Regions from separate parts of the Homo sapiens genome. Here region 1 is linked to region 2. A link is an interaction called in ENCODE POLR2A ChIA-PET data of the cell type or tissue named here. Cell type or tissue: MCF 10A. All regions are shown on one strand. Each heading gives the region's core, and the rest is flanking DNA. Links, peaks and the distances in the headings are about the cores only. Region 1 has its middle 120 kb from the start of LINC02836. Region 2 overlaps LOC105377923 (a long non-coding RNA gene).

Region 1 (5,381 bases), core at 132-5,131, 78 kb before region 2:
TGGCTTCTCTTTTCCTGTTGAATTCATAATCCATGACATGTAACTGACCACTTAACCCTTGATGAATTCTCACATTAGTTTTGACTTTTCAGCTACAAAACCAAAACCACTCCAAGAAAGGAACTGGTGACATCCTTTTATTGTTGTGTTTTCTCTCCTTTGAAAACTAGTTAACTCTTACATTACAGTAGGCACACTCCAAGGCTGTTTCCCGACGCACAGGCCAGGCTGCTCCCTGGAACTCCTTTAGGGGTTAGGCTGGGCCCATCCACCTACCTCTCTGACCCGAGCCTTTTGCCAAGGCCTAAGCACACTGAAGCAGCAGTGGCTGCCATCCATGTAGGCGCTGAAATTCTAGAGCTCAAAGAAGGGAACTGGTGCCTAACACTCTAGCCATGGCTGGACACCAGGAATCAGTACCTGCTTCAAAACTGACAAATTACAGAATAATTAATTACTAACAGATATTCTTAAGCACAAAGTTTTAGTGCACATTGACCATTTCCTAACTTGAACCCTCTCTAAATAGATGAATTTCTCAAGTAAAGGTAAGCAAGGTCAGTGCTTCTGTTGCACTTTGGTCTCCTCTCTTGGCATTTTCTTTTCTTACATGATATTGTAGTAAGTAGTATAAAAACTTGAAAATGAAAAGCCTGATTCTTGATGCATAATAGGAGCCCCACAACAATAACCAATATTTGGAAGTTTGTCAAAGGCAGGTATGAAGCACAAGATGAAACGTTTTCATTTCGGATGACTTATAGTAAGATACCAATAAAATACTCCGAGATGTGGTAAGAATAGGCGATATCACCACACCTTGGGCGGGTGAAGCCACTTGGCACAGGCACCCTACCTCACCACACCCCTGAGGCATGGCAGAACACAAGAGAACCACACCCATTGAGTGTGATGGCTGAGCACAAACCAAACACTTCCAAAGGCGAGGCAGAAAAATCAATACAGGCACCACAGGAGGTGATACCGGAAAATGATGTGATGCTGGCAGGATTTTCACTGCAAGGGAAGATAAGTAAAGAAATAAAAAAGACCCCTTCTCCTTTGCAGATGTAGGGCACGCCTGCCAGAGTTTTATTGTTTTATTGGTGGATGGGGATTCTTGTCTTCTCTGGTCAATTTCTATATGGGACACTTCCTAAGTTACTCGATCCTCTAAACACTATAAGAACTTGGAGACCGAGCTGAAAACTTAATTAGCATTATGCAGACTGTGGGCTTCTGGTATTTCTAGTAAGCTTAGGAAGCTGCCAAACATTCCTGCCAAGTTTCCTTAAGCCTGGAAAGGCCTGCAAATGCTAATCCAAGAAAGCCAGGGAAAGCAACAAATACTAATTTTCTCATAGACTGAAAGGGAAATACTGTGAGACGGGGGCCGGGGGCTTCTTTTTGTGAAGGAACCATCGGGGGCTTCTTTTTGTGAAGGAACCATGAGGGCCTAAGGATGTCAGCTCTAGAGAAAGCCCCAGGTGGGACCAGATGGAGTTTAGAATAGTCTGCAAGCCACAAAGACATGGGATGGGGAAATCGCCCTTGTAGGCACAAGGCAGCTAATGCCAATATTCATCTGCACCAAGGCCCACCTCCTCTAGACAAGGGTAAAGGTCTGAAGAGTTCAGAGAAATTAACCCCAGTAGTCTATATTCCTCAGTAAAGCTGAAGGATGTAAGGTTTCCATACACAACTATAGTGAAAAAAATACATTAACTTCCTTTCACAAAGGCTTGATTTTATTTATAGTTTATATGTAGCTCCTTTTTTTTTTTTTTTTTTGAGATGAATTTTCACTCTTGTTCCCCAGGCTGGAGTGCAATGGCGCGATCTCAGCTCACTGCAACCTCTGCCTCCCAGGTTCAAGCGATTCTCCTGCCTCAGCCACCTGAGTAATTGGGATTACAGGCATGCACCACCACGCCCAGCTAATTTTTATATTTTTAGTAGAGACACAGTTTCCCCATGTTGGCCAGGCTGGTCTCGAACTCCTGACCTCAGGTGATCCGCCCACCTCGGCCTCCCAAAGTGTTAGGATTACAGGTGTGAGCCACCATGGCCAGCCTATATGTAGCTCTTTAAACAGTACCTGGCCACCTTCTTCATTTGTTCTACTTCATTACTTAGGAAATTGGCTAGCTTTCAAGAAGAATTTATTTTCCCAAAAAGGATTTTCCAAAATCAGACATAATTGGTATTAACATTTTTTAGTAAAGGAAAAACAAAGCCAATGTATTGAACATTCTATATGTGCTAGGTTCTATGTTAAGTGTTTCACATTCATTATCTCATTTTCTCTCGAAGAAAGATATTTTCTATTAATTTTGGGATTGATACAAGACAGAAAAGTTGTTAAACTTTAGAGCAGGGGTCCCCATTTCCCAGGCCATGGACCAGTACCATTCTGTGGCCTGTTAGGAACTGAGCCACACGGCAGGAGGTGAGCAGTAGGCGAGGGAGCAGAGCTTCATCTGCATTTACAGCCGCTCCCCATCACTTGCATTACTGCTTGATCTCTGCCCCCTGTCATATCAGCAGTGGCATTAGATTCTCATAGGAGTGCAAACCCTATTGTGAACTGCGCATGTGAGGGATCTAGGTTTTATGCTCTTTATGAGAATCTAATGCCTGATGATCTGTCACTGTCTCCCATCACCCCCAGATGGGACCATCTAGTTGCAGGAAAATGAGCTCAGGGCTCCCACTGATTCTACATTATGGTAAGTTGTATAATTATTTCATTACATATTACAATGTAACAATAATAGAAATAAAGTACACAATAAATATAATGCATTTCAATCATCCCAAAACCATCCTCCCCCTCCCCCAGTCTATGGAAAAATTGTCTTCCACGAAACTAGTTCCTGGTGCCAAAAAGGTTGGGGACTGCTGCTTTAGTGGACTGCAGAGTAAATGAATAATTGAGAGAAAGGTTCATCAGGAGGGAAGAAACTTCGGCTCCAGTCTGGCTGGATAGAGGAGCTGCTGCTGTCTTGGTTAAGTTGTAGGTCAATAATAGTGCTAGAGAGGGTCTCAATCCATTCTTCAAAGAACAATTATCCAGAGCCTCTGTACCCACCCCACTCCATGCAACACCCCGATAGGTCTCTTATTAGAAGCAAAATGGAGAAACAGTCATCTTTTTGCCTTTCTGAGGAGCCAATTCCTTAACTTTGATTTTCATCTAATGTACACTATTAACTGGTTACCATTGCTTCTTCCAATCATCTATTTTCTCAGCCATATTTATTGAGTGACTACTGTGTGCCAGATATTGGGCTACACACTCTGCATCCATGGCGCAATCTCTGCCTGCAAGAAGTCTGCCGTCGATTCCCTTCTCCCTTTTAGGGAGGCAGAGACACCAGCCAGAGCTGCAGGGTGGTGCCCAAAGAAACAGTTGAGGTAGGATGTACTCGGTACTTCAGCCAGGGTAACTCTCTACTCCCATACATGAGCCAAAAGACCATGACCTTCAGGGAATCAAAGTTAGAAGGCAGGTAGAAGAGTCTTCAACACAGAAGAAAAATCCAGCTGGTGATTCAGAAATGGAAGGACAGAAATGAGTGCACCTGCTCACCGTGGGGGTGGAGGAGGGTAGAGAGGATTTACCGAGTCAAGGAAGTGTAGTGCACAGGCACTTTTATTGGGACACAGACTCCTCCATGAGCAGGGAGGGAGCTCTCAAGGATGTTGTTTGTGGCATGGAGGCAGCTCAGAGATTCAGAGGAGAGGTACACAAAAACTAACAGCCACACCGGAAAGGAGCATAGCGCGTAGTCAAATGACTATGGAGTCCAGAATCAGACCAGGGTTTTAATCCTGGTACCACTGCTTTCTCAAACTAGTAATGTCAGCTCTGTGAGCCTCAGTTTTCTCATCTGTATCATAGGAATGATGTTTCTGTTGTGAGAATTAAATGACATGATGTATGTAAAGTCCCAGGCCTATTCTAGACATCCAATAAACAGTAGTTATACTCAATGAAGAAAGCACCAAAAAAGACATACTTGTCTCCCCTGGAGAAGTTCAGAGGAGGAATCACCAGTGCACAGCCTTGAAGAATCGGAAGGAGTTCCAATTGGGGATGGAGGGAAGGTAGAAGAAACCACATGGGTGGGACACGTAGTTGGACACTAGAGGCCAGAGTGCCTGGGGGCGGGTGTGAGAGAAGAGGCTGCAGCGCCAGGTCCTGAGGAGATGCCTGCCATGTACAAAAGCTACATCTGCCTTGACCAGAAAGTGGTGGGAGTTTTAAGCAGCAGCCTGCCAGGAACATGATTAGGTGATAATAGGTAACACTCATGCAGCCAACCCCTAATTAGAGCTTCCTATAGGCCAAACACTATTCTAAGCCCTTTACATATATTAACTGAATTCTCACATAATCCTTTGAACTAAGTACTAAGGAAACTAAGGCAGAGAGAGGTTAATGCCTGGGCAACCTGGCGAAACACCATCTCTACAAAAAATACAAAAAGTAGCCAGGTGTGATGGTGCATGCCCATAGTCCCAGCTACTCCAGAGGCTGAGATGGGAGGATTGCTTGAGCCTGGGAGGCGGAGGCTACAGTAAGCTGAGATCACACCATTGCAATACAGCCTGGACAACAGAGTTAGACCCTGTCTCAAAAAAAAAAAAAAGTTCCCAAGGACATATCATCCTAACTCAGTGTGCATTTACATGGATAAGGCTGAGAGGAAGGAAGTTTGGAGAGAAGACAGATTGGAAAAGAGAAGGCACTAGAAATGAGTTAGGAGGGAAGGTCCAGATGGGAAATGAACGTGCCAGAATTAAGGTTGTAGGGAGGAAAAGAAGAGGTTACGCTTAATGGAAAATCCAGGGTTCAGGGAACCTAGTGACCAGTTGGATGTGGAGACAAGTAATTCCTTTGGGAAAGATTTTGTGAATTTAGTTGGTCTGTTCTCCTCTTTGAAATATTTTTATAACACTCCTTTCCAAGGGGGTGACTTTACCAGAATGACAGCTTGCACTTTCACCAATGTCCATTCACTGGTTCCTAACCCTGAAATCTAGCCAACTAAGGTATTAGGACTTCAAAAAAAAATCAACATGGTGGTGTGGTTTTCACCTTGAAATGGGGTATTTACTCCTCCTCTAACAATAGACATGTTGTTTCTGTCTTCTAGGAGTTTCACTTTGATGTGTCAAAGGAAATGCCATGAACTCTAGGGGAGAGTCATCACTGCGTGAATGCAGGATAAACAGCAGGTGTGGCTGGGGCTTTAGGACAAGTGCCAGTCGTCCTATTCCATTTTTAGAGATAAAAAAAAAATGAATGTTTCAAGTGCTTTGGTTTTCAGGAGTCAAAGACAGCTTTCAAAAGAGTCCACGAATAGAAGCCCAAC
Region 2 (5,381 bases), core at 270-5,269:
GATGCTTTACAGAAAAAGTTTGCCAGCACCTGCACTGCATAAAGTCTGGCTGTTCCCATCCTACAGTCTGAGAGCTTCATATGTCATAATGTACTCAGTATAATTCAAATGCAATATCATTAAAAAGGACAAAAGCAAACATTTATATTGGATTTTGTGGGACAAACCTTATTCGAAATGTTCCACCATGTTGTCCATACGTAATATTCTAATGGATGGGCGTTGTCCATATGTAATATTCTAATGGTTCGGTAACACCAATACTTTAAACTTTCAAGCAACATCTCCAAATTTCCTCTTGCATCTAGAAGAGACAAAAATTCTTGTTCAGAGAACACATGCCTTGATTTGGGGCTAAGAAACATGCTGACTGAGCCTTGGTGCTCCTTACACTTAGATTTAACCTGAAGGTAAAAGTCTGATAGAAATAAGTAACCAGAAAAGCACAAACATTGAAGCACTCTCAGAAAAACTCAGCCCATTACATGTTTCTTTTAGATTATTAGAAATGATTCAGCTGCTCCAGTAACAATTTCTTTTGCCATGGGAAAGAAATCTACTCCACCTAACTGCAAATGTTTTTAAACTAAATTTCCTTCTCAAAGAGTTACCACATCTACTGTTAATAACATAACTGATTGTAAACTGTTTTTAAATCTTTTCAGATTTATTAGAGGTGGGGGGTAGGGAAGTTAGTCTAGAATGTAGAAAAGCTGCATTCTAGCTAAAGAGGTGAGTCTAACCTAGCCTTCTAGTTAGTCTAGAATGTAAAATGGCAGTCACAATGACAAGTTTCAATGGATCTCAATAGAGACTTAAGTGCCTTGCAAAACAAGACTGTCATTTCCAAAGTAGCATCCTGAAATGTTTAAATGTTTATGATAGAAACCACTCGAATCATCCCCAGCGAGTTTCTCAGAAGGGGCAGCTGGAGGAGGGAAGGGCAGCTGGAGGAGGGGAAGGGGCCGCAGGAGGAGGGGAAAGGGAGGCAGCTGGAGGAGGGGAAGGGGCAGCTGGAGGAGGGGAAGGGGCAGCTGGAGGAGGGGAAGGGGCAGCTGGAGGAGGGGAAGGGCAGCTGGAGGAGGGGAAGGGGCAGCGGGAGGAGGAGAAGGGGCAGCTGGAGGAGGGGAAGGGGCAGCCGGAGGAGGAGAAGGGGCAGGTGGATGAGGGGAAGGGGGAAGCTGGAGGAGGGGAAGGGGAGGCTGGAGGAGGGGAAGGGGGGCAGCTGGAGGAGGAGAAGGGGGACAGTGGAAGGAGGGGAAGGGGGGCAGCTGGAGGAGGGGAGGGGGCAGCTGGAGGAGGGGAAGGGGCAGCTGGAGGAGGGGAAGGGGGCAGCTGGAGGAGGAGAAGGGACAGCTGGAGGAGGGGAAGGGGCAGCTGGAGGAGGGGAAGGGCCAACCAACTGGAGGAGTTCATTATTAGATTATGTTTTAAAGGTAATAAATCCACTACCTTTTCTCAGATATTTAAAAGAACTACCATAGGAAATGGTGAAATAGGGAAGGACATTAGACTCAAGAGGGAATAATTTATTACAGTCTCAGAATTCTCTAACTCATCAGCCACAAAGTATATCTGAGGAGGCTCCATTCATTATGCAGGATCCATGTGATACATGACGAGTAAAAGGCGGGCTTCAACTCCCAAGGGGCCTGCATGCTTGTTAGTGAGACATGGCAGAACTTCACTCTAATAGGCATTTCTAAATGAAACTACTATGGAAAACATAACAGAAAAAGAAATCATACCCTGAAACCATATTATGAGTAGGAGGAGACTCAAACGTACTTTTCCTAGGGGGTTCTCAGTTGCTTTTGCTAATGAGGCAAACAGCTCTGCTCCATAGATTTTAGCTTCTGTGGATTGGAGAATGAAGCAGAAATTACTGTGTTTTTTCTCAGCTGCAGAAAAGGTAACTGAACTAGACAAGTTCTGCACCTAAGGCAGTGACTGAGCCTACAGACTCCGAGCACCAGGAAAATTGCATCAGTAGGGAAGAATCAGACAGCCATGGTGTGGATGGAGGACGAGATGAGCTGGGAGACACAAGAAACAGCACAGTGGGAGAGAGAGTGAGACTGACAAACCTTCTGTGAAAATACATCCACAGAACTGGCCAAGGACTTCTCATAGAGGGTTTTAACATCCACATTTTGTTGTGGCCAAGTTTCCAAAAGGAAAGTTTAAGGAAGAGAGTGATTTTTTTAAAATGTGTGACTAGATGTCTCAAGGGAACACCTCTTCCCAGTGTAACTATGCTCTCTATGTACCAACCACAGACTTGTCCAGATGAGCTCTCGGCCTCTCACCTAGTTTTCCTCATTGTCAAGAGCACCCACTTAAGTGAGAGTTTCCCAGGAATTATGGTCTGTGGTCTTGAAAAAAGGCCCAAGGAACACCCCCGATAGAAACAGACAATTTGGGCCCATTAGGCTCTTCTGGCTCAGGAGAACATGGCACGCTGGCCATTCCACGCAGTCTCTACCTTCTCCCTTCAACCTAGGTCACACACAGACAAGCTTCCCTCATCTGTACATACCACAGACTTAACTTTCACCGCTGAGTAGGGGAGGATTTCTCAATGCACCATTGCCCTTTGGCAATTCCCTGTTGAAATATGTATTTCTGGGCCTGCATGTACCTTAGGGTTCATGCACTTAGTGATTCTTTCTGTTTTATAAAGCTAATTGCCTCTGTAGCAATTTCTACACCCTTAGGTGCCACGACAGTCTATGTTTTTGGAAATGTGAGCACTCACTCAAACTGACTTCAGAGCTATAATTTATGGAACAGATTGAGTCACTGATCTCAGTTGGCCGCCTTTGTCCTGGTGCACTTCCTTCTTTTCTAAAGGGAATTTTCTTTGAAGAAGAAAAAAATCACTTTTAGATTACTTGCTGTAGAACATTTTTGAAAGGGAGTTTTCTTGGAAAATTATATAAATCCAATGGTGAAGTTCTCATAGAGCAAAAAGTCTGCTCTTAGATATATGCTGTAAACATTTACAAAGAGCCTACAGAAAATCTTACATAGTGGAGATTGTTTTTAAGATATTTTAATAGAAAAAAATTAACCCTTAATAAAGTTGATTTGGGGGTCTACCACTACCTAGTCCTAGCCATTTAACCTCTCTGGGCCTTACTAGCCAACAATTATAAAACAAATTAGTTGGATAACATAATTGTATTTTATCGTGCTGAGAATAAATATAAAATGAAAAATGTTTGTTTGTTTGTTTGTTTGTTTGTTTGTTTCCCGAGACAGAGTCTCGCTCTGTTGCCTGGGCTGGAGTGTGATGATGCAATCTCGGCTCACTGCAACCTCCACCTCCCAGGTTCAAGTGATTCTCCTGCCTCAGCCTCCCAAGTAGCTGGGATGACAGGCATGCACCACCACAGCCAGCTAATTTTTGTATTTTTAGTAGAGATGGGGTTTTACCATATTGGCCAGGCTGGTCTTGAACTCCTGACCTCAGGTGATCCACCCAACTCAGCCTCCCAAAGTATTGGGATTACAGGCGTGAGCCACTGTGCCTGGCCGAAAAATGTTTTTAATACTACAATTAAATATGTATTCTAGTAAGATTTTTAAAATCCTGATTTACAAACCTACATAATAGGAGGTAAATACAAATGTTATATGTCAATTTATATAGGAAGAATCCTTTTCATAGCCAGTTGATGCAGGAATCTCTCAAAATGTGATCTAATTCACAAAATTGATCCAATTCACAAAAACTTACAAATGTAACCACTGGAGCCCTCAAAGTGCTTGAATATGATGCCTTTAATGTACACGTCGATCAATACTTTAAAATCTATTGGATACATTGATGTCCTGAGCATTTTCTAGACATCTAATTTAATCATCACTAACCTAGAATTTACAGATAAACTGGGGGTCGACTGGATGACTGCTGTTTAAGGTCACACAGGGAGTGAGCTGGTGCCAAGGTTTGAATCCCACCTGAGGCTGACATAACTATTCACTACTAACTCTTCGTGCTTTATACAGTTTGGTTCCTGTGAGTCCTTATTTTGTCACAAAAGGAGATCTGATCAAGTTTATTCATTCTTTTAAAATAGATTTTTGTTTTAAGTTCCTTCTTCCTCCATTCCCTCTCCCAACTCCTTTCAATTTTAATGTTCTTTTCCCTTTTGTGGCTGGGTTTGATTCTACACAGACTTCTTAGGAAAATTGTGTTCGTGTAAAACTGAAGAGTCCAAGGGCTTCCTCACTGGAATAAGCAGGTCTCATTTGAGGGTGGGGAGCTCTTGACGAGGGGAAGTGGCTCACTTCAGGAAGTCCTGAGAACGGATTTTCTTATGTACATGTGCAAGTTTTTATGTATCTGCATACTTTACTCTCTTTAGTTGATGTAAAATGTTATGACTATTGTTTTCTTTTCTAAAGGAAGAGTTTCACCTGCATTCTATCTCACTTACTAAATGCGAGCAATCACCAGATCTCTTGTAATTCTACAAAAGCAATTAATCAAAATGGTGACTTCCAAATTGTTGTCTTCCCAGTTATGTCTATAAGCAAATTGAGACCTGCCAAATATCAGTCTCAAAAATGCATATTTTTCCTGCATGCATAACTCCTGCACTAACGCTGTGTCTTGAGAACAAATGGTATGCAGTGCCAAAGCCTTAGGAAGGTCACTTTTTTTTTCATTCTCATGTTTTCTTTCTAACCTACTACTCATAGAGTCACAGGAACTTCTGAGAGCCTTCTATTTTAGACCTATATATTAGATGGTTACTAATTACTTTGAACTGATTGTTTTTTCCTGTTGAATATTCCGGATTTCTGATTGAGCAATATCTTGAAATTCCAAAAGTTGGCATGCTGGTAGTTTCCTTATGTTCCACACATTTTCAAGCACATTGACAGTGACTGTTCCCTGTTTCCAGAGGATGAGGACAGTGGTACCATGTTCCTTCATCAGCTTGCACAATCAGCCCAATTGTCCTCAGATGGATCGTTCACACTGTGGCAGATTGTCTTGACTGCAAGTTCTTCTCTTGGCTCTGAAATCTTCTGCTTAAACAAGTTATTTCATTGACATAAACAGGATCTTCTTATCCTGGCCCAACACTAACTGGAAGAAAAACCTTTTTAGGATTTGTCTTTCTCTGCCACAGAGAAAGTGTGACCCCAGAAGCTTGAAATGGGCACCATTTTGTAAAGCTAGGCCTCAGCATTACTCCGAAATTCATGATATCTTGGGAACCAGGTGTGCAGTCAAAAATAACAGCTTTTATTTCTGTAACTTTTATTTCTGTAGCTCTTATTTCTGTTCACTTAGAGTGAACAAAACTCATTTACATACATTATTTCATTGATTCTAACAATAATCCTGTGAGGTAAGCAGGACA

The links. ChIA-PET counts read pairs that join two places held together with the same protein. Peaks named below come from ENCODE experiments on the same cell type or tissue, not always from the same donor. Only the 100,000 strongest peaks of a DNase experiment are listed, where the experiment ranks them.
Region 1: POLR2A ChIA-PET joins it to region 2 with 5 read pairs; 2 of 35 experiments call an interaction of 5 or more read pairs at or near these places.

The regions. Positions count from the first base shown.
Region 1 is chr6:105,752,506-105,757,886 of GRCh38, forward strand. No RefSeq gene overlaps it. Among named protein-coding and RNA genes, the nearest start is that of LINC02836, 120 kb to the left of the region's middle. In MCF 10A, for the core only: no CTCF peak of the experiment used is centred there; no DNase peak of the experiment used is centred there.
Region 2 is chr6:105,829,890-105,835,270 of GRCh38, forward strand. LOC105377923 (a long non-coding RNA gene) reads right to left here. Exons shown (of 3, transcript XR_001744275.2): 3 at 1-304. Among named protein-coding and RNA genes, the nearest start is that of LINC02836, 200 kb to the left of the region's middle. In MCF 10A, for the core only: no CTCF peak of the experiment used is centred there; a DNase peak (open chromatin) is centred at 2,642.